Linked DNA regions of Homo sapiens: region 1 is linked to region 2. A link is an interaction called in ENCODE POLR2A ChIA-PET data of the cell type or tissue named here. Cell type or tissue: GM12878. All regions are shown on one strand. Links, peaks and the distances in the headings refer to the core of each region. The heading gives the core; the rest is flanking DNA.

Region 1 (12,269 bases), core at 2,583-10,582, 59 kb after region 2:
TCTGAGCTCAGGAGTTCGAGACCAGCCTTGGCAACATGGTAAAACTACATCTCTACTCAAAGTACAAAAATAAAAATAAAAATTATCCGGGTGTGGTGGTGGGTGCCTATAATCCCAGCTACTCAGGAGGCTGAGGCAGGAGAATCACGTGAACCCGGGAGGTGGAGGTTGCAGTGAGCCGAGATCACACCACTGCACTTCAGCACTTCAGCCTGGGCAATAAGAGTAAGGCTCTGTCTCAGAAAGAAAAAAAAAAAAAAAAGAATTATCCTTCACAGCCTTCAGAAGGAAGTCTCTACTGACACCGTGATTTTGGACTCCTGGCCTCCAGAACCATGAGAAAATAAATTTCTCTTGTTTTCAGCCACCCAATTCATGGCGATTTGTTACGGCATCCTCAGGAAGCGAATCCAGCGGCGGAGACCAGAGCTGCTAGTTCTGCTTCCTCTTGGTCACGAGCCTTCTTTGGGATGACCACGTCGGCCTCCCCACTGGCGTGGCTGCCTCCAACCTCACTCCCTCCAGTCCCTCTGCTGCACCGCGGCTGCCGGAGTGACATTACTAAAACACATGACGGCGTTGCATTCCTGTTTGAAACCTGTATCAGCTAGAACGCTTTCTGTTCCAAGTAACAGAAAACCCAACCTAAACTGGCTTAAACAAAAAGGAATTTATTGGATCATAAACTCAAAAAGGCCAGGGACTAGGGCTGGCTTCATCTCGGCTGGATTTGGGGCTCAAACGACGTCACTGGAACTCATTTCGCTCCACCGTGCTGCTGCCTTCTGCTGTGTTGGCTTCGGTCTCAGAAGCCCCATGGTTTTGAGGTCGTGACAGCGGCCCCAGCCCCTACATCCTGTCAGATTAGAGACCAGCAGAAGGGATCAAAGACCTCTCCCAGGTCCTCAAGCCAAAGCCCAGGATGGGCTGCCATTGGGCCGGATTGCCAGTCCCTCAGCCAATCACTGTGGCCACAGCAGTGGAATGCACGGATTGGCTTAGGTTTGGGTCACATGCCGCTTCCCCTGGAGTCCTGGTGGAACTGCTTCTACCAGAACCACTGGACTGGGAGGAAAGAAGGGGAGGAAAGGAGTAGGACGCAATCCCCAAAGTCCCACCCTAAATATAGTAAAGGCATGCAGAGCAGCCAGGAAAAAAACCCCAGCATGTCCCTCCAAATGCTCTTCCATCGTCCCTGCCAAGGCTTATCAAGATCTAAGTCCCTGGTCTTCAGCCTCAACTCCAAGTTGCTTGACAGCCCCGGGCATATCCTGTCTTTTCCTGCCTATGTGCCTTTGCATGGTCCCCTTTGCCTGGACCACTCTTTTCCCCTCCCCGAGCCCTGATCTGACTAGTTTTTACTCCTCCTGCTTCGCTGGAGGCTTTCGCTCCACTTTGGGCCCCAGAGCATCCTTCACCCCTTCGACAGAACTTGACTGCTAACGAGTCTGTCTCCTTGACTGAACTCTGCACTTCATAAGGGCAGAGACTTACTTTATTTTTATTTTTAACAAACACATAAAGCCCTTTCCAAGGGTCAACCACCATTTAAGCTCTTGACAAGCATTAACTCATTTAATCCTCATCATAAATATGTGAAGTAGGTTCTGTTATTAACCCTACTTTTAAAGATGGGGAAACTGAGGTAGAGAAAGGTCATATCTGATTTATCTGTGTATTTGTTTTTTATTTTTTTGACAGAGTCTCTTGCTCTGTCACCTAGGCTCGAGTGGAGCGCAGTGGTGTGATCACAACTCACTGTAACCTCAAACTCCTGGGCTTGAGTGATCCTCTCGCCTCAGCCTCCCCAGTAGCTGGGACTAGAGGGTCATCTTTGTATTTCCCAGGTCCAGCCCAGGGCTAAGCACCTGGTAGGTATTCAAAAAATACTTATCTTTCAGATTGTCTCTCCTGGTCTCTGCCCCCAGTCCTACCAGGATGTATCTTCTGATTTTCCCATTTCCCGAAGTTGCCCACATTCTGGATCTTCCCAGACTGGAAAGAGGGTGTTGCTAAGGCAGCCTCAGCCAGAGCAACTCTGCACAGCATCTGGTGTCCAGGCCAGCAACCCAAAGGCTGGCACAGAGGCCTGTGACATGAGGAAGGAGCCCCATCTGGACCCTTTAAGGGCTATGAAAGCCCTGTGGTGGGAGGATGAGCCCAGGAGTCCTCCAGGTGGCCCTCTGCCTCAGTACTCATGATCACTCCCCCTGTGTTCCTGATCCCAGTCCAGGGATTCCATCCTGACAGTCGTTTACCTGCCCAGACTGCTGAGGACTGCTGTGTCCCCAGAATCCTAACCTGAAAGCTCCCGAGCTTTAACTGGCTCCAAATGAAAATGTGCATGTATAGTCCTCACAGGAGCGATGATTGAATGATGACCCACAGCCTCCACCTCTGCAGATCGGCCTGGTTCTCTCTTCTGCCTCCCTCTCCTCACTCAGCTGGTTCCCCGTCCCTCCTCCATCACTGTCAGAGCTGCCTCGCTTTCCCTCCCTCTGCAGCTCCTTTCTCTGTCTGTCCCTGTCTGATTGTCCATCTCTGGCCTTGGCCAGACTCCTTTCCCTCACTGCTCTTCTGCCTGTCTCTTTCTCCTTTCTTTTCTTTTCTTTTCCTTTTCTTTCTTTCTTTCTTTTTCTTTTCTTTCTTTCCTTTCTTTCTATTTTGAGACAGAGTCTCGCTCTGTCACCCAGGCTGGAGTGCAATGGCACAATCTTGGCTCACTGCAACCTCTGACTCCCAGGTTCAAGCAATTCTCCTGCCTCAGCCTCCCGAGTAGCTGGGATTACAGGTGTGCACCACCATGCCCAGCTAATTTTGTATTTTTAGTAGACACAGGGTTTAGCCATGTTGGCCAGGCTGTTCTCAAACTCCTAACCTCAAGTGATCCACCTGCCTTGGCCTCCCAAAGTGCTGGGATTATAGGCATGAGCCACTGTGCCCAACTCTCCTTCTCTCTCTCTTTTTTTTTTTTTGAGATGGAGTCTCACTTTGTTGCCCAGGCTAGAGTGCAGTGGTACCAATCTCGGCTCATTGCAACCTCTGTCTCCTAGGTTCAAGCAATTCTCCTGCCTCAGCCTCCTGAGTAGCTGGGACTACAGGTGTGCGCCACCATGCCTGCCTAATTCTTTTGTATTTTTAATAAAGACAGCGTTTCACCATGTTAGCCAGGCTGGTCTTGAACTCCTGACCTCAGGTTATCTACCAGCCTCAGCCTCCCTAAGTGCTGGGATTACAGGCGTGAGCCACCGCACCCAGCTCTCCTTGTCTCTTAATGCTTGACTCTTCTCTACTGTGACCCTGCAGTGCATCTGCCTGTTTATATTCCCTGGATATCGGGCTGTCTGTCTGTCTTCCAGCTGCCTTCACCCCATCCTTGGTTTCCTGGGCTGTCCAGTAACGAGCCTGGGACCTCTTTCCCATCAGAGTGAGAGGACCCCTTTGTAGCAGGGCAGCCTCAGAGACCCCCATCCATGACTCGCTTCCATTCTCTGAGCCTCCTCCTGAATCACTTTACTCCTTGGGGTCCCTCTGCCCAGCCCAGGAGGCAGGAACCCTCAGAGCCACATGGGCAGGGTGGCTGTTTGCTGCCCTGAGGACCAGGTCCCGGCAGCCTCCCTTAATGAGCGTGCCTTCGGTGACACATTCATTATTCCTGCTCGGTCACTTCGAGTCAAAACTGATTAGTTACACTTACCACCGCAAAGATGTAATGATTTTATTGTTTATCTTCAATTTATTTTGATTAACATCTCCGTTCTTTTCATTGCAAGTGCAATTAGGTGCAATCTAACAGCGACTACTTTAATTTTGTTGAAATTAAGATGAATAAGTGACGGCTTATGGTGCTTTGTTTAACCAATAAATCATAGTTAAGAGGAGTGTATTAGTAATAAATGAAAAAAGACAACTTAATTAAAATGCGTGGAGCCAGCCTCTTGATGTACATCCAAAATCCAAATCTGAATTCCAAAAATCAGAGGGAGCTGAGGGTTAGGAAGACCCTTGCTGCCTCTCAAAATGGTGACCAGAGGAGACAGACGGTGTAGCCTAGTTTTGAGACTGCTGTGCAGAGAAGAGCAAGGAGTACATCTTGATCCTCATGAGGTGGTCGCATCTTGTCCACAAAAGCCACCTGGAACCCAGGTAGAAACAGACTTGGGAGGATACAGGAAGAGAGGCCTTATCCCCCCTGGGGACCCTGGGGACGGAGGGGGGGTAGGGGGGCACTGGCTGCCAAGCCCACACCCTGAATTCTTCCTGGGAACCCATTTCGGGCAGGGGACAGGGCCCCACACCCCTACATCTGGGGATCAGCCCATTTGCCCTATTGAGGAGCTCAGTGCCAAGCCAAAAACCCTAGGGCAAGTCTCGCAGTGTGATCGCCTCCCCGCTGGGCTGAGAGGGACTTCCCCATCTCTTGATTTGGAAACAAAGTGCAAAAAGTCAGCCCTGGAAAGTTTCCCGTGTGAAGTTTAAAAGCGCCTGTGCTGAAGAGGCCGACTTTGAAGCAGCTTGCCGGGGCCCCTTGGCAGGCTCCTGCGAGTCAGAGGGCCGGCCTCGCCTCAGATCCGCTGCGCCTGCCTCCGCAGGGCTGGGAAATGGGAATTGTTTTTAAGTTGAAAAATTACTCATGGAGCTCACTCCTTTGCCACTGCTCTTCTTTTGTTCTCAGTCGTCGCCTTCCTCTGCCTTCTCCTCCTCTTTTGCTTCCTCCTTTTAGTAAAGAGGAGCAGGCGGACCAGGGTTCAAATCCGGGCGCAGGCTCTTACTGGCTGTGTGACCTCAAGCCTGTGACGCAACCCCTCTGGACCCTAGCGCTTTAACAGAAAAGTGGGGCCAATGGTGCCCTCGAGGCGGGGCGCTGTGGAGGTTGGCCCAGGGAACTGCACAAAAGTGCCCAGCACCTGCCTGGCCCCAGGAGGAGGAGCCCCAGAAGCATCAGCTCCCTCCCACTACAGAGCCCTTTGCCTCCTCCTTACAGAGCTTCAGAGGCAGGTCTCCTCCCCCTTTCTTGTGGCTCTCTGAGCTCCTACTGAGCCTTCATCCTTCTATGTTTAAACTCCACTTTTCTTTTTCATCCTCCAAATACGTGTTTCTGAGTGTCTGCCTTGGTGCCAGGCACAGTGCCACACCCTGATGATGATGCGAGGTGAGAAAACACACGATGGACCTGCCCTCAAAGAGCTTCCAGCCCCATGCCTCAGGTCCCCCATGAGACTCCTTCATCATGGTCATTGCATCCCTGTGTGCTCAAAAGTGTCTTCCCAGAAAAAGGAGTGCTTTGTGAGGACAGGGGCCATGCCCAGCACAGGGCCTGGCACACAACAGGGGATCAGTGGCCAAGGACGATGCCTCCTGTGGGCCTGACTTTAAGGGCACAAACAGAAACCAAGCCTGAGTGTGTGCTGCCAGGGAGGCCCTCGGGTGGGGGCATGGCTGTCATAGTAGGCAATGACATCTTTGGGTGCACAGTGCTGGGACATAGCAAAGGAGAGGACAAGAGATGGCAGCCCCCAGGAATAACCAAAGGCAAAGAATGAGTCTGCATGCTGGCCTGGCTTCTTCCTTCCAGCTCAGAAAAGGGGAAATCGGGACTCATGTGGTTGAGGGTTCATGAGAGCAGTTTCTGTGCGCTGAGGCCGGGACTTCCCAGCACAGCCTACAAGACACTGCCTGCCCACGCCTGGCCCCGCCCACCTCTGCAGCCTCATCCCGCTCCCCACCCCACACCGGCCACTCCGGCTTTCGCGCTGGCCTTGCTCCCTCGTGCCAGGAACGCTCTCCCTCCACCACCTCTTTTAGCACCCCCTGCCCACTTCCTACCAACTGCAATCCTGGTGCCCCAATTGACTTCAGGTCTCAGCTTCGATGTCATCACACTTTGGGAAAGGCCTTCCTGAGCCCCAGACCAGGTCAGTTTCCCTGGATATCTGGTCTTATCGTACTCTATATGTTCCATGGCACTTGTATAACTGTCATGAAATTCTGTAATTGCTGTCCACAGTCTGTCTGCCTCCTAGAATGCAAGTTGCATGAAGGCAGAGACCATGCCTGCCTCGTGAATTGCTGTTTCCTCAGTGCTAAGCAAAAAGCTTGAATAAAAGCTGGACAGAATAAATAACCTGTGGGCTGGGCACTTTATGGATTCCACGAATGATCTCAATGGCAATCCTGAAAAAGAGGTGGTTATTGCTCCCATTTCACAGATGAAGAAACTGAAACTTGGAGCAGTGTGACTTACCTAAGCAAGTGGTCTTGAACTCACATCTCTCTGACTCTGAAGCCACACTCGGTCCGGGAAACATCCCTGAAGCTTAAAAGCCAATCATGGTGTGATGGGGAATGGGGAGGGAAGGAGGGAGGGTAGATTTTTCTCCTGCTTGGGTCTAAGGACAGCGAGAGAGCATTGCCCCTCTGCTTGGTGTCAACCAGGGAGGAACCAGCAGGTGACAGGGCCTATCAGATCCAGCTTAGGTTGTGCCCACTCAAAACCTGAGGACAGGGGGAGGGGAACCACAGTCACTTTTCAGGAGGGGCTTTAGGGACCCTGGAGGAAACCACCATTAACTTTTCCCGCGGAACTGGCCTCTGGTACTTGTCCTCGAGGCTGAGGAAAGGTGTTTTGTGGGGCACACATGGCACCCAGCGAGCGCTGGGTGGCCGCTGCATTTGAGGAGGCGTGAACTTCAACAGGGGACCACAGGCACGGGGCACCTCCTGCGTCCCCCATCGCCACCCCACCTAGAGCTGCTCATCAACTCCTTTTAGAGACAGGAAACTGCAGCCCTGGCGGGGAGTGACTTGTCCGAGGTCTCAGAGCAGGGAAATGGCTTCAGTTGCATTTTGGGGGCCGCTGTTCCAAGGAGAGACAGAGAAAGAGATAGCGAGTCCCCCTGAGCAAGGCGAGAAAGGGGGGAGAGTGAGGGGAGGTAGAAGGAAGCCGGAGAGGGAGGGAGGAAGTGGTGAGAGCAGCCGAGGAGAGAGGGGTAAGAGAAAAAGAGAGAGGCAGTGAGGAAGAGAGCCGGGGACAGCCAGAGAGGCCGGGAGAGGCGAGGAAGGAGGCAGAGAAACGCCGCGGAGACCGGGAGATGGAAAGAGACAGGGGGAGGCGGGCGGGGACGGCCGGGGGGACCGGCCGGTGACAGCCACGGAGCGGGGGGCGGGGGACGCCGAGCGCTAGCGGGCGCGGGACGGCGGCGGGCGGGGTGGGGAGGCCGGGGACGCGGGGGACGCGGGGGACGCCGCGCCGCCCCCTCCCGGCGCTCGCCGCCGCCCCCGCCCCCGCCCCCGGCCGCACGCGCCCGCAGCCTAATGACCGCAGCCAGCCCGCGCCGCGGCCCGCGCCCACTCCAGGCGGCCGGCAGCTGGCAACGCGGGGCGAGCGGGGAGCCGCGCGCCGCAGCCCGGGTGGCCGCTCCCGGCGCCCGGCTGGCCCTGATTGATTTGTCAGCCGAGGCAAGAAAAACGGCCCCTCTGATCCGCGCGCCCAGTCCTCGGCTCCCCGGGCGCCGGGCCTCCCTCCCGCGCGCCTAGCCCGGCTCCGGGCCGGCCCCGCAGGCTGGAGCACCCCGCCCGCCTCAGGAGGGAGCCCTCCGCCCTCCGGCCCGGGCCCCGGCGCCCCTCCCCGGCCCCGCGCGCCGCGCACCTCCTCCGGCTCGGCCCGGCCCGCCCGAGGGCCCTGGGGCTGCCAACGGCCCCCTCACCCCCGCTGGGCACCGTGCCCGCGCCCCCAGCCCTCACCCTGCCGCTCCCCCCTAGCCCGGCACCCCCGCCCCCCGCCCCCCGGCCCTGGCCCGGGGCCGCCCGCAGAGCCGGCCACACCCGCTGCGGAGGACTCACCAAGGTAAGGAAGCGCCTCGGCGCGCCCCGGGGGCCTGGAGGGCTGCGCGTGGTGCGGGGAGGGCCACGGCAGGCACCCGCGGACCCGGACCGGGAACCGCCGCTGCCACTGAGCCGGGAGCACGGGAGGGCCCCGTCGGGCCGGGAGGGCTTTGGGCGAGTTGGGCTTGTCAAAGGGAGGACCTGGTGGCAAGTGGCTGGCAGTTGCCGCTCTGTCTGGAGCGTGGGGGAGTCTCACGCTCAGGTACAGAGATCTTCTGTCCAGATCTTTTTCTCTTTTAAGGAATTCTCTTCCTCTGTCACTATCCTCTCCGAATCCCTAAAATTTTATAGACATTATTTTCCAGTGTCTCTTTTGAGGAATCACCTCTTTGCCACCCTTCTTCTCAAGCAGGAGTCTTTTCCCATTCCTCTTCCCCAATTAAGCACATCCCCTCCCTCCTCCAATTTAGAAGGATTTTCTTCCTCTTTCTCACTCCCCAGTTTAAAAGGAAATTCTCTCTCCCCACAATTTGGAACCACCTTCTGTGGCTCACTTTCCCATTTCCAAGGCTAGACCCATTCCTATGCTGCCCTTCACCCCCATAATCCTGGCTGTGCAGATCAATTTGTCTTCAGCTGGAGGGATCTACCTTGTGTTTTTCTAGTGCAGGGGCCAGCTGTGGGGACTCCTCACCCAAAGCAGGGCACCAGCAATCCGTAGTAGCCCGCAGGAAAGGGGCAGCTGCCCAGCCGCAGCCCAGGTGCAAGGGGCATTTGTTTCCACGGGGCAAGCAAGGAAGACTTTACCCTGAAACAAAGAATTGAGACCAACCGAGACTGTCCCAGCCTCTTCGACGGCAGAGGAATCCCAGCTTCTGGACTGAGGGGCTACATCTATCCCCCTCCCCCACCTCTTTAACTTTAAAATAGTTTAATGAACACAGAGAGAGAAATCATTTTTTTTTTTCTGCGTGGTGAGCAGTCTACAAAGAGAAATGGGAAAGGAGGGAGAGAGCTTTAACTCTGATCCCCGCAATTAGTTCCCTGGGATTGTTGGTGTGTGTGTGGGGGGGGCAACCCGGGAGCCTCAGTTCTTCAGATACAAAAGCATTTAGATCGCTTTAGACCGGTTAATCCTGAGTCTGGCTCGGGTCTCTTTTGTTTCCCAACTCCATTGTGGGTTTTGTGCAGTTTCTCTCTGTTCGCGTGATTGACTAGCCAATAGATGGTAATTATCCAAATGTCCCCTCTGTCCTTTGACTGACTTCTCTGTATTATGGGCAACTGTCATGCATTCTGTCATTCCATATCATATTACACATATTATCATATGAAGTCTCCCCCCACCCTTTAAAGGAGGGAGCCTCAGCCCAGATGCTGCTGCTTTTAAAAGGAAGGGCCCCGAATAATTTGTGCGGGGCACGGTCGGGAATACAGAGCAGGGGACTCCCGAGATGGGAGGTTCTGCAGGTAATTTGTTTTGCTGGCTGGGGGTAGGGGGGGTAGGGGTGGTCTCTGAGGTTGGAGTTATAAGAACTGTGCTGGGGGCTTGGAGCACGCTTGTGCCAGCTTGTATTCCTCTGCCCAGGATCTTGGAGTAGTTTGGATGGATCTGGGATACCTTCTGGAGAAACTTGGAATCCATTTTTTGACCCCAGAATATCAGAAAAATCTGCAGGATCGGGTCCTTTGGGAGTAATTAGTTCTTAGCGACACATGCTCAAGACAACAACCCTTGGGATCCCAAAATATATCTCTTCTACCTGTGGCCCCTCACAGGATCAGTCCTTTGGACTCTTGCCCCGGTTTGCTGCCAAGCAGGCTGGGGATGGAGGAGCCAGCTGTGTCTGTTTCAAACCCCCACAAGCTGATGCTGAAGCTCTGAGAAGGGACAAGCTTTTCCAGTGATGCTTTTGCACAGATAAACTTAGTGCCCCTTGGTGCAATTGTGCTTGCCATCACTTAAGAGGGAGGCAGGATTTATAACAAGGAGACTTTGCAGGCAGAGACTCTGGGGTCCTCTGAATCTGTGGGCAGGACTAGCCTTTCTTTTGCTAAAATGTGAAAAAAGTGTTTTATTATTGCAATGGATATGAAGTGCCGCCCAGATGTACAGCCTCGCAGGCAGTTAATTACCTTGTTCTTCATCAAATATATGAGCAATAAATTCTCCAGGAAGGGAAATGTGTGTGTGTGTGTGTGTGTGTAGATAAATAGGTGGATAGATAGATAAATGCAGGAGAGAGAAAAACACACTCTTTTAAGACCACAGAAAGAGGCAGACTATTTTATGGGAAGCTTGATACACTGCTGCAAGATGCTTTGAATTTTTCAATGATCAAATATACATGATCAAGCTGTGCATGTTAGGGTGCGAGGTGCACCGACGGTCAATGGCTATTGATCAGGCTGTTAAGTATTTCTGTTCAGTTTTATAAATATAGATGGATCCCAGATGATTTAAACAACTAGATAGTTAAGAAACTAGCCTTCTACATTTCTTTGGAGAAGGGGAAATGGCTGGTCAGTTGCATAAACCCAAACCATTGTTCACCCCCATACTTCCTCCCTGCCCCCAAAATACCTTGGAAAATGTGAGGCTCATTTTCAAGAGTGTTCAAAAATAGAGTAAAAATATTCCAGATGTTTTGTTTGGGGTCTGCCAATAATAGTCACCTTACCTGAGCCTGGCCTTATTCACAGGCTGGGAGTTTTCTTCTCTCTCTTTCTCTCTCTCTCTCTCTCTCACACACACACACACACAATTTTGCAACCACAATTTTGATCCAGACTGCCAGAGAGATGGGGAGGGTGCCATTTCTAGGAGTGGGTCTAAGGTCCCTAAAACCCTTCTGGTTAGGAACCTGGTAAGCCAACCACATGACCCTTCCCAATGAACTAATTTCTCACTAGTCTAAAGATCTATTTAGAAAGGTGTGGAGGGGGTGAAGGATGGAGATTTAAAGGTAACCTCTAATTGGTCTGGAAAAATTAAGCTGATGACACCTTGAAAATCTCTCTGTTTCTTTTTCATTCTCTGTCTCTCCACCATCAAGAGATGACATCTTGAAAATCTCTGTTTCTTTTTCATTCTCTCTCTCTTTTCTATTTTTCTCTGATATTACCTTCTAGAAATTAAAAGTGGACTTGAAAGAAAAGGGCAATGAAAAACAGTGGGGGGAGGAGAGAAAGCGAACTTTTTATTTTTTTTTTTGTGGTGCGTAGCAATCTTAATTATAACCACCCAATTAGCTATTTTGTATTTTGTAAAAGGATTCAATAAATCAGCCTTCTCCCAGATCGGTAAAACTTAAGCATACAGACAATTGATAGTTATGTTTTGTTTCCACATCTTAAAAAAACAAAGTGAAGATTTTTGATTTTTCTATCTGCAGACCAGTCTTTACCAGCTAAGTGCCCCTCACCAGAGGAGCTGAGGCATCCCTATTGATAAAACCCCCTGGAAATTGAACCAAAATTGGCATCCCTCAAAAAAGTTGATCCACCTAGAAACGGATGAATCAGTCCTGATTGGGTGGACATGCCCTTTCACCTCATTGTGTCTGACCTATCACTTAATTAATCTCTCCCAGAGCAGAGCTGTTGACAATACCAAAGATAAGCAGTATTTTGAACAAAGCAGGAAGCTTTTAAAAGAACAAGCCACAGTGAGGTTTGAGGCTCTTAAAAATGTGTAAATCATCAGCATTAGGATGTAAGGTACCTTTATAACGTAGCTGAAGCTCAGAGATGATCCCACCTTTGCCAGAAACTTTCTGTGCCTTTCTTTAGCCATGGATGTCTTTAGACATTCATATTCTGCCTCTCCCCTCTGCTGCTGGTTCCCTTTCTCCTGTCTTTCCCTTTCTCTGGATTCATACTCTCCATGGCTACTTTCCTGAAAATTGTTCTCTGCTTTCCAGCCTTGCCTTTGGCTCTTCACATCCTTTTTTTAGTGTTAGGGCTGTCGAGGTAGTCAGCTTCTAAGGCTTTGGGGGACAAACTATCGACTGCATCTGCTGGTACCTATGAAGGAGGACATTTGTGCTGCAGGCACCTTGGTGACATACAGGGAATAGTTCATTAATTAAAAGACTTGCTAATTGCTGCTTGAATTACTGTACAGAAGGAATGAAATGAGTTTGTAAAAGATGACGATTTGGAGAATGCATTTTTTTTTGTTTAAAATATTTTTATAAACAGCTCCTAGAAAATGTGTTGCTTTTGCTGTTGACTCTATCGTCAACAATTCAACTGAGCTTCAATTAATGATAATATATGGTCTGGGATCCTTCGCTGGGCCCGACTGATGGAAGAGCTTTGTTGAATTTGGTGCAGGTGGCACTGTTTAATAAGCACAGGAAAGAGTGAATAATGTAGTGCTTGCAAAGAGAAGTAAATGCAAAATAGATCGCTCTAATTATGGCAGCCCCCAGAAATGGAGA
Region 2 (12,269 bases), core at 2,125-10,124:
ATGCCATAATCAATTGTTGGAATGTAAATCTTCTGGTGAAGAGAAAGGATTTAGGAACTTTGCCTTCTTGACTGTTGTCAAAATAGGCTAAGCAGATCTAGCAGATAAAAGTCCAACGGTAGGGATGATACCACCTGCATTGACACTTTGATGCTCCTCAGTTTCCAAGCTTGCTCTTGCTCTTTTGTACCTGTTTGGTTTCTCTGCTTGGAATTTAGGGAGCTGTGTTTATTGAGGGGAAGACAGCAACCCCAGGGAGCTCTATTGGCCCCCAATTATACAATACGAAATAGCAGAACAAATGGTCTGTGTGCCAGGATTCAGTGGTCTGTTGTTCCTAATACGTTAAATTGTGATTATATTATTTTTTATTGAAATGTAGTTCACCAACCATACAATTTACCACTTTAAATGTGTACATTTCAATGGTTTTAGCTGATGGACTTTTGGATTGTTTTCTTTTTTTTGAGTCTCACTCTGTCACCAGGCTGGAGTGCAGTGACGCAATCTCAGCTCACTTCTCAGCTCACTGCAACCTCCACCTACCGGGTTCAAGGTATTCTCTTGCCTCAGCCACATGAGTAGCTGGAACTACAGGCGTGTGCCACCATGCCCAGCTAATTTTTGTATTTTTAGTAGAGACAGGGTTTCACCATGTTGGCCAGGCTGGTCTCAATCTCTTGACCTTGTGATCCGCCCACCTCAGCCTCCCAAAGTGCTGGGATTACAGGCGTGAGCCACGGCGCCCATCCTGGATTGCTTTCTTCTTTTGGTTATTGTGACTCTGGAGCCAGATGGACCCAGGTTGCTAGTTGGGTGAACTTGGAGAATGTTACTTAAATTTTCTGAGCCTTGGTTTCTTCTTCTTTAATAAGAGGATGATAATACCCACTTTACAAAGATAAAACAAAATGAAGAATTTAAGCTTCTTGCTCTATATTTGGTTTTCAATGAATGGGAATATTATTCTGCTAAATGGTCAAATTGATAAAGAGAGGAACCACATCAGGTTTGTCCATACCTACTTCTCAACATCTAGTACAGAGCCTAGCACGCAGGCAGTGACCGGTAAATATTTTTTGAAAAAATAACTAAACAACCACAAAACCCTTATTTTGAGGCACATTCCTCAAGAATAATAAGCCACAGAACAAGATTTGGGAAGTGCTTTCTTAAATTTGAACTTAGTATATTCAGTTGGTGCATTTGCTCACCTTCTATTTTTTATACATTTTTAAAAATTGTGGTAAAATGTGCATAACAGAAAGTTGACCACTGTAACCATTTTTAAAGTGTACATTTCAATGGCATTAAGTACATTCACATTGTTATACATCCATCACCACCATCCTCCTCCAGCACTTTTTTCATCTTCCCAAACTGAAACTTTATACCCATGAAATGGCACAACAACTCCCCCTCCCATCCTCCCTTCCCTCCACTTTATTCCTGGCAACCACTATTCTAGTTTCTGCCTATGAATTTGACCACTCTCATATAACCTCATATAAGTGGAATTGTACATTATTTGTTTGTGACTGGCTTATTTCACTTAGCATAATGTCTTCAATGTCCATTCAAGCTGAAGTATATGTCACAATTTCCTTCCTTTTTAAGGAATAGTAGTTCATGGTATGTATAGATCACATTGTGTTTCTCCATTCATCTGCCAATGGACACTTGGGTTGTTTCTACCTTTTGGCTCTTGTGAATAATGCTGCTATGAACGTGAGTGTACAAATATCTCTTCAAGACCCTGCTTTCAGTTCTTTGGGATAATACCCATAAGTGGAATTGCTGGATCATGTGGTAATTCTTTTAAGATTTTCTGAGGAACTATTCTACTGTTTTCCATAGCAGTTGCCCCATTTTACATTTCCATCAGCAGTGCACCAGGGTTTCAATTTCCCCACTTCCTCACCAACACTTGTTATTTTGGGGTTTGGGGTTTCTTTTTTCTTTTTTCCTAATAGCTATCCTAATGGATGTGAGGTGGTATCTCACTGTGGTGTGGTTTTAATTTGCATTTCTCTAATGATTAGTGATTTGAGCATCCTTTCAAGTGCTTGTTGTCCACTTGTATATCTTCTTTGGGGAAATGTCTATTCAAGTCTTTTGCCCATTTTGCAATCAGATTGGGTTTTTTGTCGTTGTTAAGTTGTAGGAGTTATTGATATACTTTGGATGTTAATTCCTTATCAGATATATGATTTGTAATATTTTCTCCCATTCAGTGTATTGGTTTTTCACTCTGTTGATAGTGTCCTTTGATGCAGAAAGGCTTTTAATTTTGATGTAGTTCAGCTTATTTTTTCTTTTGTTGCTGGTGCCTTTGGTGTCATATCCAAGAAATCACTGCCAAATCCAATGTCATGAAGTCTCTTCCTTTTCTCCTAAGAGTTTTATCATTTTAACTCTTAGACATTTAGGTATTTGATCCATTTTGAGTAATTTTTTTGTGTGTATGAGATAAGTAAGACTCATTATCTCCTTTTGAGAACTAAGTATGAGTGCCTGAGCCTTTCCTCATTTGTGATTAGTAATCCCAGACTGGACATTCACCTGTTCTCTGGATAGATGTTCATTATTTTACTATTGTTAATAATACCATTGTCTTAGGCTGTTCTTATACTGCTGATAAAGACATGTCCGAGACTGGTCAATTTACAACAGAAAGAGGTTTAATGGACTTACAGTTCCGCATGGCTGGGGAAGCCTCACAACCATGGTGGAAGGCAAGGAGGAGCAAGTCACATCTTACATGGATGGCAGCAGGCAAAAAGAGAGAGCTCATGCAGGGAAATTCCCCTTTATAAAACCATCAGATCTCGTGAGACTTATTCACTATCATGAGAACAGCAGGGGAAAGACCTGCCCCCATGGTTCAATTACCTCCCACCAGGTCCCTGCCACAACACATGGGAATTCAAGATGAGATTTGGGTGGGGACACAGTCAAACCATATCAACTACCTTGCAGATACTTAATAGTTTATATTTTCCCAACTGCTCAATAATCAGGGAGAGCTATTGTCCGTGGTTTAAAAGTGAAAATTCTGGCCAGAAATGCTGGCTCATGCCTATAATCCCAGTGCTTTGGGAGGCCAAGGTGGAAGGATCGCTCTAGGCCAGGAGTTTGAGACCAGCCTGGTCAACACAACAAGACCTCATTTTTACAAAACATAATTAAAAAGAAAATTAGCCGGGCATGGTGGTCCACACCTGTCGTCCCAGCTACTCTGAAGGCTGAGGTGGAAGGATCGCTTGAGCCCAGGAGTTCAAGGTTGTAGTAAGCTATGATTCTGCCACTGCTCTCCAGCTTGGGCAACAGGCTAAATAAATAAAATAAAATAAAATAAAATAAAATAAAATAAAATAAAAAGATTCTGATACAGAGCAGGCTTGAATGACTTACCTGAGATCTAATGGCCAGCAAGCCATGAAAACTTAGCTCAGATGGCCTAACTCCTGATTCTGGGATCATTGGTTAGTTCCCTAAGATACAATGTTTTATCTTGCTGTGGTTTTCCTTCACTGATTTATTCATTAATTCATCAAACATTATTTTTCTTAGTAATAACTATATTGTTAGTATAACTATATTGTTAGTATAACTAATATAGTATAACTATATTGTATATTGTATATAGTGTACTATATTGTTAAAAAATACAAAACAAGAATAAATAGCACATGTAATTTCTTTGCAGTCCCCTCTTCTCCTGACTATACATGGACTTATTTTTATTTTATTTTATTTTATTTTATTTTTGAGAAAAAGTCTCACTCTGTCGCCCAGGCTGGAGTGCAGTGGCATGATCTCAGCTCACTGCAACCTCCGCCTCCCAGGCTCAAGCGATTCTTGTGTCTCAGCCTCCCAGATAGCTGGGATTACAGGTGCATACCACCACGCCCAGCTAATTTTTGTATTTTTAGTAGAGATAGGGTTTCCCCATGTTGGCCAGGCTAGTCTTGAACTCCTGACCTCTGGTGATCTGCCCTCCTCAGCCTCCCAAAGTGCTGGGATTACAGGCGTGAGCCACCACACTTGACCTATACATGGATTTAAAGTGATATACTTAAGTCTCTTCTCATGGAAGCTAAGAGAATGGGCTCTGGAGCCAGACTGCCTGGCTGTGTGTGTGAGACCTTAGGAAAATTATTAACCTCTCTCAGACTGAGTTTTCTTATTTGTAAAATGGAAAGAATAGTCCCTTCCTCATAGAATCATTGTGAAAGTTAAATGTGTTAATGCATGGGAAGTACATGATTAATCTTATTGCAATGGCTCAATGTTAACTATTATATATTTGTCTTCTTAACAACCAACCAACCGACCAATAAAAGCTGAATTCTAAGAACGGCCAGAGAGAATTCATGGTTTAAAGCCTTGGTTCCCCTATTTAGCTGTGTGTACCAGTATCACCTGTGATGCTTGTCTGTAACATGGCGTCTAGAGTCCAGTCTTGGAAATTCTACTTCAGAAGGGAGATAAGAAGCGCTGTGTTTTAACAAATTCCACAAGTGATGCAGATCCACGAACAGGTGTGGAACCACTGACTTAAGCCTGACCCAGATGCCAGTATGAATGGCATTCCCATGAGTACCCACAGGGCCTCAGCAGCCTGCTTGCTTCTCCCTCACGTGTCACCAGCCTTCAGCTCTGAATCCTGCATCCCACTGGCTTAGGCTGACTTCCTAAGGGGCAGTCAGTGGAACTTAGGTTGCATTTGGTTGGCTGAACTAGAAGACCCAAGCAAGGTGTCATGAACGATCCATTCACCCTTCTTCCAAGTCCCTCCTGTGTGCCAGGTCCTGTGATTAGGACTTTCTTGCTCCACATTTCTCTCCCCAGTCTGGCAGCAGAGCATTCAGCAGACATTTCCAGTGGGCTCACTCTGTACTTGGTGCCTCATGCTTGGTGTTGGGGACACAGTTCAGACACAGTTCAGAACCTGGCCTGGTGTAGCCTCTTCAGCCACCTTGCTTATCTACTATGGCTCAGGCTGGACACCCTGTAAAAGGACCTCTGTGTGCTTGAACTTGCTTCCGCACCTCCTACCTGGCCATTCCTTCTCCCTCATCTCTAGGATTTGATACATGCCTTGTTTTCCCAGGCCTGACCTTGACTCTTCCCAACTCACTTTGGATATTAATTCTACTTGTCAGGACTTCTAGGACCCCCTCCCCTGGGGCTGTTCCCATTTCCACCTGATTGGCTCAGTCTTTTAGGCAAGACCCAAGCCTAAACTCCAGAGGCCCAGTTCTCTTCCATTTTGAAAATAGTCACCATACGGCTCTAACATTTTGAAAGTGTGTTGGACTCTTGGACTCTCTGCTAAAGTTTTTCTTTATACTTTTTTTCATGCGTGCACGCTTGCACACATGTGCGTGTATCTTATTTATTTTAATTGCCCCTTCTAGAGAGACACCTCACATAACCATTTTTGTGTTTTAATTGTTAGTAGAAATTTTAGTTGTTTGAATTCTAAAGCTTTTTTTTTTGAGATGGAGTCTTGCTTTGTCGCCCAGTCTGGGGTGCAGTGGTGTGGTCTTGGCTCACTGCAACCTTCGTATCCCAGGTTCAAGCAATACTCCTGCCTCAGCCTACTGAGTAGCTGGGATTATAGGCACCTGCCACCAAGCCTGACTAATTTTTGTATTTTCAGTAGAGACACGGTTTTGCCATGTTGGCCAGGCTGGTCTCGAATTCCTGACCTCAGGTGATCCGCCCGCCTCAGCCTCCCCAAGTGCTGGGATTACAGGCATGAGCCACCGCACCCAGTGAATTCTAAAGCTTTTGTCCCAGTATTTCTCCTATGTCGCAAATCAAGGCACACAAAATGAGTGACAGTGATTGACTTACCTTAGCGTCTGAGTAGAGATTAAGAGCCCATTACTTTTAATGGCAAAAACTGCAATTACCTTTGCACCAACCTAGTACTTCATGGGATGGTGGTGAGGATAAAATGGTTATATCCGTAAACACTGAAGGCTCAGCAATAATAAATATTTGATAAATGAATAATTATCATAGGTACAGCTGGTGACTACTGACTATGTGTTTTACTCACATTATCTTCAATCTTGACAATGCTCTTGGAAGATTGGTACTATGATACACACTTCCAGAGAAGAGAGATGATCCCTGCTTCCAACCCCACTTCATGTCACCCAACCAAAAGTGGTAAGAGCTGAGGCTTGTGGTAAGAGCTGAGGCTTGTGCTAAGGCCTGATTCCCAAGCTGTCTCTCCTCTTCTTCCAAAACAAGTTCTACCAAGCTCCCGTCTCTCTCTCTCTCCACTCAGCTAAAAATATCCTGAACAGCATCCTCATTAGCTAATATGCATAAATTATTTTTTGCTTTTTGAAAATAATTGGCTCATTCTAGGCCAGGCGCGGTGGCTCATGCCTGTAATCCCAGCACTTTGGGAAGTTGAGGTGGGTGGATCACCTGAGGTCAGGAGTTTGAGACCAGCCTGGCCAACATGGTGAAACCCTGTCTCTACTGAAAAAAAAAAAAAAAATTAGCCAGGCATGGTGGCAGATGCCTGTAATCCCAGCTACTCAGGAGGCTAAGGCAGGAGAATCACTTGACTCCAGGAGGCAGAGGTTGCAGTGAGCCAAGATCACGCCATTGTACTCCAGCCTGGGTAACAAGAGCAAGACTCTGTCTAAAAACAAAACAAAACAAAACAAAATAAAAACAACCTTGCTGAAAATAATTGGCTCATTCAAAGGAAAGGCTTCCACCTCCATGAAGGAAGGAGCTGGGTTGCTCCGTGAAGGCTGTTCTGAATTCAGCAAAGGCAGCTGCCTGTGGAAGCTCCCCCTGCTTCTGGGCCTGTGCTGCTAGCCGGATGGCAGCTTAGCAGAGTGGAAAACCAACTCCCTTTGTTCACATACCTGCTGCATTTGAGCTAGGGGACTTTGGGCAAGTCCCTTCCAGTTTCCCAAGCGTCAGTCTCCTCAGCTATTACATCGAGATCATAGAAGTGCTTGCCTTATAGGGTTGTGGTGAGGATGAAATGAGATCATCCATGGGGCCTGACATGTAATATGTGGCCCTTCAAAAGCTGGGAGCTCCCATGATGTTGGGTATGAAGTAAACCACTGACATTTGCAGCTGAGGCAGGATAGCCTAGTGGTTAAGAGCATAAGGTTTGGAGCTGGAAAGTTCATACCTCAAACCCCAGCAGGTACCATGTTCTGGTTCTGTGACAGCCTCCTTCTCTCTCTAAGACTCTGGTAGTAAAAAAGATACAATACATATAAGGAACTCCAGAATGAACAGTGGCTGCGATCACAGCAAGCCTGCCCAACCAGATCATCCCTCTAATAGCCGTTGGAGTAATTGATTTCTGCTTCTAGGGCAAATGCACACAGACACCATCGAGTGTTCTTCTTGAGGCAGAGCACGTGTGCTCCAGGGCAGCTAAAGCCAAACTGTCTGCCCTGACTTCTCCTGCTGGTTATGTGGCCAATGACAGCTTAATGGACTCTTTACCCTTGAATGCTAAGGGGAAAATAACTCACAGCATTATAACATATGAATGTGATGTAGGTTTTTTTTCTTGAGCAATGCAGAGAGCGAGCCAGAAACATATGTAGAATTGAACCTCCCTTTTCCTGGCCCTGTCTGTATAGGAGACAGATTTAGCCATTGCAATTACCCATATCATTCATGGTTGTAAAATATAGCCACATCCATCCGTGTGTGTGTGTGTGTATGTGTGTGTGTGTGTGTGTTTTCCTGAATGATCTGAGGCTAACAAAACAGAGTATGTAGTCATCTTATTATGTGAGGACTGTGAATGCCTCTAAATTATTGATTTTCCAGGGACAAGCCGTTCCTCTTGGAATAAACGGATGGCTGTGCACACACACACATACACACACGTGCACCCACCCACACACACACACACACACAGACTTTGTTGTTATGAGGAAGCTAGTCAAAGATCTACCTGTGCAACTTTTAGAAAGCCATACAGGCGCAGTGGCTCACACCTGTAATCCCAGCATTCTGGGAGGCCGAGGCATGTGGATCACTTGAGGTCAGAAGTTTGAGACCAGCCTGGCCAACATGGGGAAACCTTGTCTCTACCAAAAATACAAAAAAAGTTGGCCAGACGTGGTGACGTGTGCTTGTGGCCCCAGATACTCAGGAGGCTAAGGCATGAGAATCTCTTCAGCCCAGGAGGCGGAGGTTGCAGTGAGCCAAGATTGTACCACTGCACTCCAGCCTGGGCAATAAAGGGAGACTCTGTGTCAAAAAAAAAAAAAAAAAAAAAAAGACAGACAGAAAGAAAGAAAGAAAGAAAGCTGTGCTGTCCTGACCAGATAGTCAGGGAATCTCCTCTGTGGGAAGCTAAAAATGTCCTCAGCTGCACAGTCTGAGGGAGGAGACAGTCAGTGGCAGCCACGGAGGCCTCCTTGAGGCTGAGAGGGGAGGGTGAGGCAGGGGACAAGGGCAAGGGGGGTGTGGGACACTGGTGAGACCATAGACTTGAGAAATCAGGCTGGACTGACCTGGGCTCAAATCCACCATCCTGACTTGGGGCAAGCATCTTCCTTATCTTGGAGCCTCAGTTTCCCCAGCTGTGACATGTACTTTGTATGGTGCTATGAGGATTGATGATAAACCAGGCTCAGGCCAGGCAAGACGTGAGGCACAGTGCCAGGCCCAGGGCGGTGCCGGGTACAAAGTGGCTCTTCCCCTTTGGGAGGAGATTCAGGCCAGGCAGAAGGCTTGCAGCGTCCCAGGTCCCAGGCAGTGCCAGGAATGTCCGCTGCAGCCACCCAGAGCCTCCCGGAATAGGAAGTGTGTGGAAGCGCGCGGCTCTCCATCTGGTTAATGTTCGCTTGTGTTTCCTGCTGGAGAGCATCACTTTTTTCACCTCACCTGGTTTGTTTACCCAAACAAGCTGCTCATTAACAACACGAATTGCATTTTCTGCAATTCTGTTGACAGCACAAATGTCTGCAGTCAGCTTGGGAGTTTGGTGGGAACTGTTGCTGGATCTTGCGTGGCCTAGCCAGCATAGCTTTTGAAGAAAGAAATCAAGGCCACACTGGGGTCTGGGGGAGGAGCATGGTGGCCTGGCTGGGGTCTGCTGGCAAGTCCAGCCCCAGGTCTCCAGCCTCTGAATGGGGACAGGGCCCTGGGCCCTCCCAGGAGAGGTAAGACACTTGGCAAAAAACAAAAACAGACAGGAGATTTTCAGGTGTGGGGCATAGGGGTGGGGATGGAAACAGATGTGACAGAGATGAAACCCTAGACAGAGGTGCAGACCTGGGGGGCCCAGCCTCCAGCAGAGAGACCCTGAGGGGCTTCCCTCATGGGCCTGGCAAACCCTATGTTCAGCTGCCTTCAGCACCCCCAAGCAACAAGAAGTGGATGAGAAAAATAATTATCCCAGCTGGGTGCAGTGGCTCATGCCTGTAATTCCAACATTTTGGGAGGCCAAGGCAGGCAGATGGCTTGAGCTCAGGAGTTTGAGACCAGGCTGGGCAAAATGGCGAAACCCCATCTCTACAAAAAAAAAAACACAAAAAAATTAGCCAAGCATAGGGGTGCACACCTGTGGTCCCAGCTACTCAGGATGCTGAAATGGGAGGATTGCTTGAGCCCAGGAGGTCAAGGCTCCAATGCACTGAGATCACACTACTGCACTCCAGCCTGAGTGACTGGATAATAAAATATTATTATTAATAATATTATTATTCCTTTCCTTGGTTTTGCCCCAAAAGATTGAGCTCAATCTGGTTTGCCAAAGCCCTGCCCTCTCATCTCAGCTGCTCAAAAAGAAGGACAAGGCCTGGTGCAATGGCTCATACTTGTAGTTCCAGTGCTCTTGGAGACCAAGGCGGGAGGATTGCTTGAGGCCAGGAATTCGAGACCAATCTGGGCAACATAGCAAGACCCTGTCTCTACCAAAAAAAAAAAAAAAAGAAAAAAAAACACATTGTTTTAATTAGCTGGGTGTGGTGTTGCATACCTGTAGTCCTAGCTACTGGGGAGGCTAAGGTAGGGGGATGGCTTGAGCCCAGGAGTTTGAGGCTGCAGCGAGCTATGATTGTGCTACTGCACTCCAGCCTGGGCAACAGAGCAAGACTGTGTCAGGAAAGAAAGAAAGAAAGAAAGAAAGAAAGAAAGAAAGAAAGAAAGAAAGAAAGAAAGAAAGAAAGAAAGAAAGAAAGAAAGAAAGGAAGGAAGGAAGGAAGGAAGGAAGGAAAGAAAGAAGGAAAGAAAGAAGGAAGGAAGGAAGGAAAGAGAGAAAGAAGGGAAGGAGGGAAGGAAGGGAGAGAGAGAGAGAAAGAAAGAAAGAGAAAGACAAGGTTTTTAATGCATGTGTTTGTTTATTTTACATTATTGCCCTCAGAATGCTTTCTCTTCTGCCTGTTTCCTCATTCAATACATTTCTATTGAAGGCTAATTGCACAGCAATGGGAGCTGAGGGATATTAAAGTGAAAAAACACACACCTTCCCCTCATGGCATTTACAGTCTAGCGGAAGGGATGATATTAAATAGCGTAACATTCACAATAGCAAAGACTTGGAACCAACCCAAATGTCCATCAATGATAGACTGGATTAAGAAAATGTGGCACATATGCACCATGGAATACTATGCAGCCATAAAAAAGGATGAGTTCATGTCCTTTGTAGGGACATGGAAGAAGCTGGAAACAATCGTTCTGAGCAAACTATCGCAAGGACAAAAAACCAAACACCGCATGTTCTCACTCATAGGTGGGAACCGAACAATGAGAACGCTTGGACACAGGGTGGGGAACAGCACACCCCAGGGCCTGTCGTGGGGTGAGGGGAGGGGGGAGGGATAGCATTAGGAGGAATACCTAATGTAAATGACGAGTTAATGGGTGCAGCACACAAACATGGCACATGTATACATATGTAACAAACCTGCACGTTGTGCAAATGTACCCTAGAACTTTAAGTATAATAAAAAAATTTAAAAAGTAAATAAATAAAATAAATAGCGTAACAAATAATCACAGTTGCAAGCCTGATGAATCAGAGGAGAGAGAAGTCCAGGATATGAAGGAAACTGGTAACCGGGGACCTGACTTCTGGCAGTGACTGTCAATGGTGTTGGAGAGAAAAGAAATATCTTTCCTTCCCATTGCCGAGTTCATGGCTGAGGTATCTATAACAAAAGACAGATTAACTACAGAAAAGCACACAAATGTATTTAATATGTTTTATGTGGGCCGGGCGAGGTGGCTCATGCCTGTAATGTCAGCACTTTAGGAGGCCCAGGCGGGTGGATCACGAGGTCAGGAGATCCAGACCATCCTGGCTAACGTGGTGAAACCTCGTCTCTACTAAAAATACAAACAATCAGCCGGGCATGGTGGCAGACACCTGTAGTCCTAGCTACTTGGGAGGCTGAGGCAGGAGAATGGTGTGAACCCGGGAGGCAGAGCTTGCGGTGAGCCGAGATCACGCCACTGCACTCCAGCCTGGGTGAAAGAGCAAGACTCCGTCTCAAAAATAAATAAATAAATAAATAAATAATAAAAAATTAGCTGGGCGTGGTGGCGGGTGCCTGTAATATCAGCTACTCGGGAGGCTGAGGAAGGAGAATTGCTTGAACCCGAGAGGCGGAGGTTGCAGTGAGCGGAGATTGCGCCACTGCATTCCAGCCTGGCGACAGAGTATCCATACACTTAGTTTTGAGAAGAAGCACAGTTGGGGAACAAGCATATGATCTCATGGTAGTCACTGGAGGAATCTGAGCAAGGCCTGTTTGTTCAGATTCTTCTTGGCATCTCTGTGTCTTTAGAGATAAACACGTTCCTTTCTTCCCGCTGCAGGGAGGGCACTCTTGGATGAGGTTTTTATGGCCTGCTTCAGGGAAAAGGGCGAGGGGAAGGGCAGAGCGATCTTCCTGCTTTTGCTGTTTTCTCAAATGCCAAGGTTTGGGGTAGTGTGTCCTGAAACCCCATCAGTGTCTTCTAGAAAAGGTGAGGTTTATGCTGACACCCTAATGAAGAGAAGTTTTCTAGCTGAAGAGCGGCAAAGGAAAATGGATCCACGTGTTTGGTTTCAAATTTCATAAAGACATCAGAGAAAGTCTGTCCCTCTGTCTGGGAGGCAGCTTGTATGGAACCTGGAAAATAGCACCTACCTTGTTGTTTTCTCCAGGAGGCAGGGACCCAGCCACCACCACGTGCCCGGTGTGTAGTAAATGCTCAACATATAAACATACTTGTTCATTGAAAACGAAAAGAGCAGGAGT

What was found. Peaks named below come from ENCODE experiments on the same cell type or tissue, not always from the same donor. Only the 100,000 strongest peaks of a DNase experiment are listed, where the experiment ranks them.
Region 1: POLR2A ChIA-PET joins it to region 2 with 13 read pairs; 3 of 35 experiments call an interaction of 5 or more read pairs at or near these places.

The regions. Positions count from the first base shown.
Region 1 is chr9:123,992,404-124,004,672 of GRCh38, forward strand. LOC105376267 (a long non-coding RNA gene) reads right to left here and starts at 6,984. Exons shown (of 3, transcript XR_930333.4): 1 at 6,745-6,984; 2 at 6,245-6,316; 3 at 3,705-4,716. RefSeq lists enhancers at 729-1,229, 5,486-5,595, 5,675-6,429, 8,553-9,053 and silencers at 7,473-7,632, 7,823-7,892. In GM12878, for the core only: no CTCF peak of the experiment used is centred there; DNase peaks (open chromatin) are centred at 4,438 and 5,608; H3K4me3 peaks cover 2,553 bases; H3K27ac peaks cover 2,132 bases.
Region 2 is chr9:123,934,004-123,946,272 of GRCh38, forward strand. No RefSeq gene overlaps it. Among named protein-coding and RNA genes, the nearest start is that of DENND1A, 10 kb to the left of the region's middle. In GM12878, for the core only: no CTCF peak of the experiment used is centred there; a DNase peak (open chromatin) is centred at 7,018.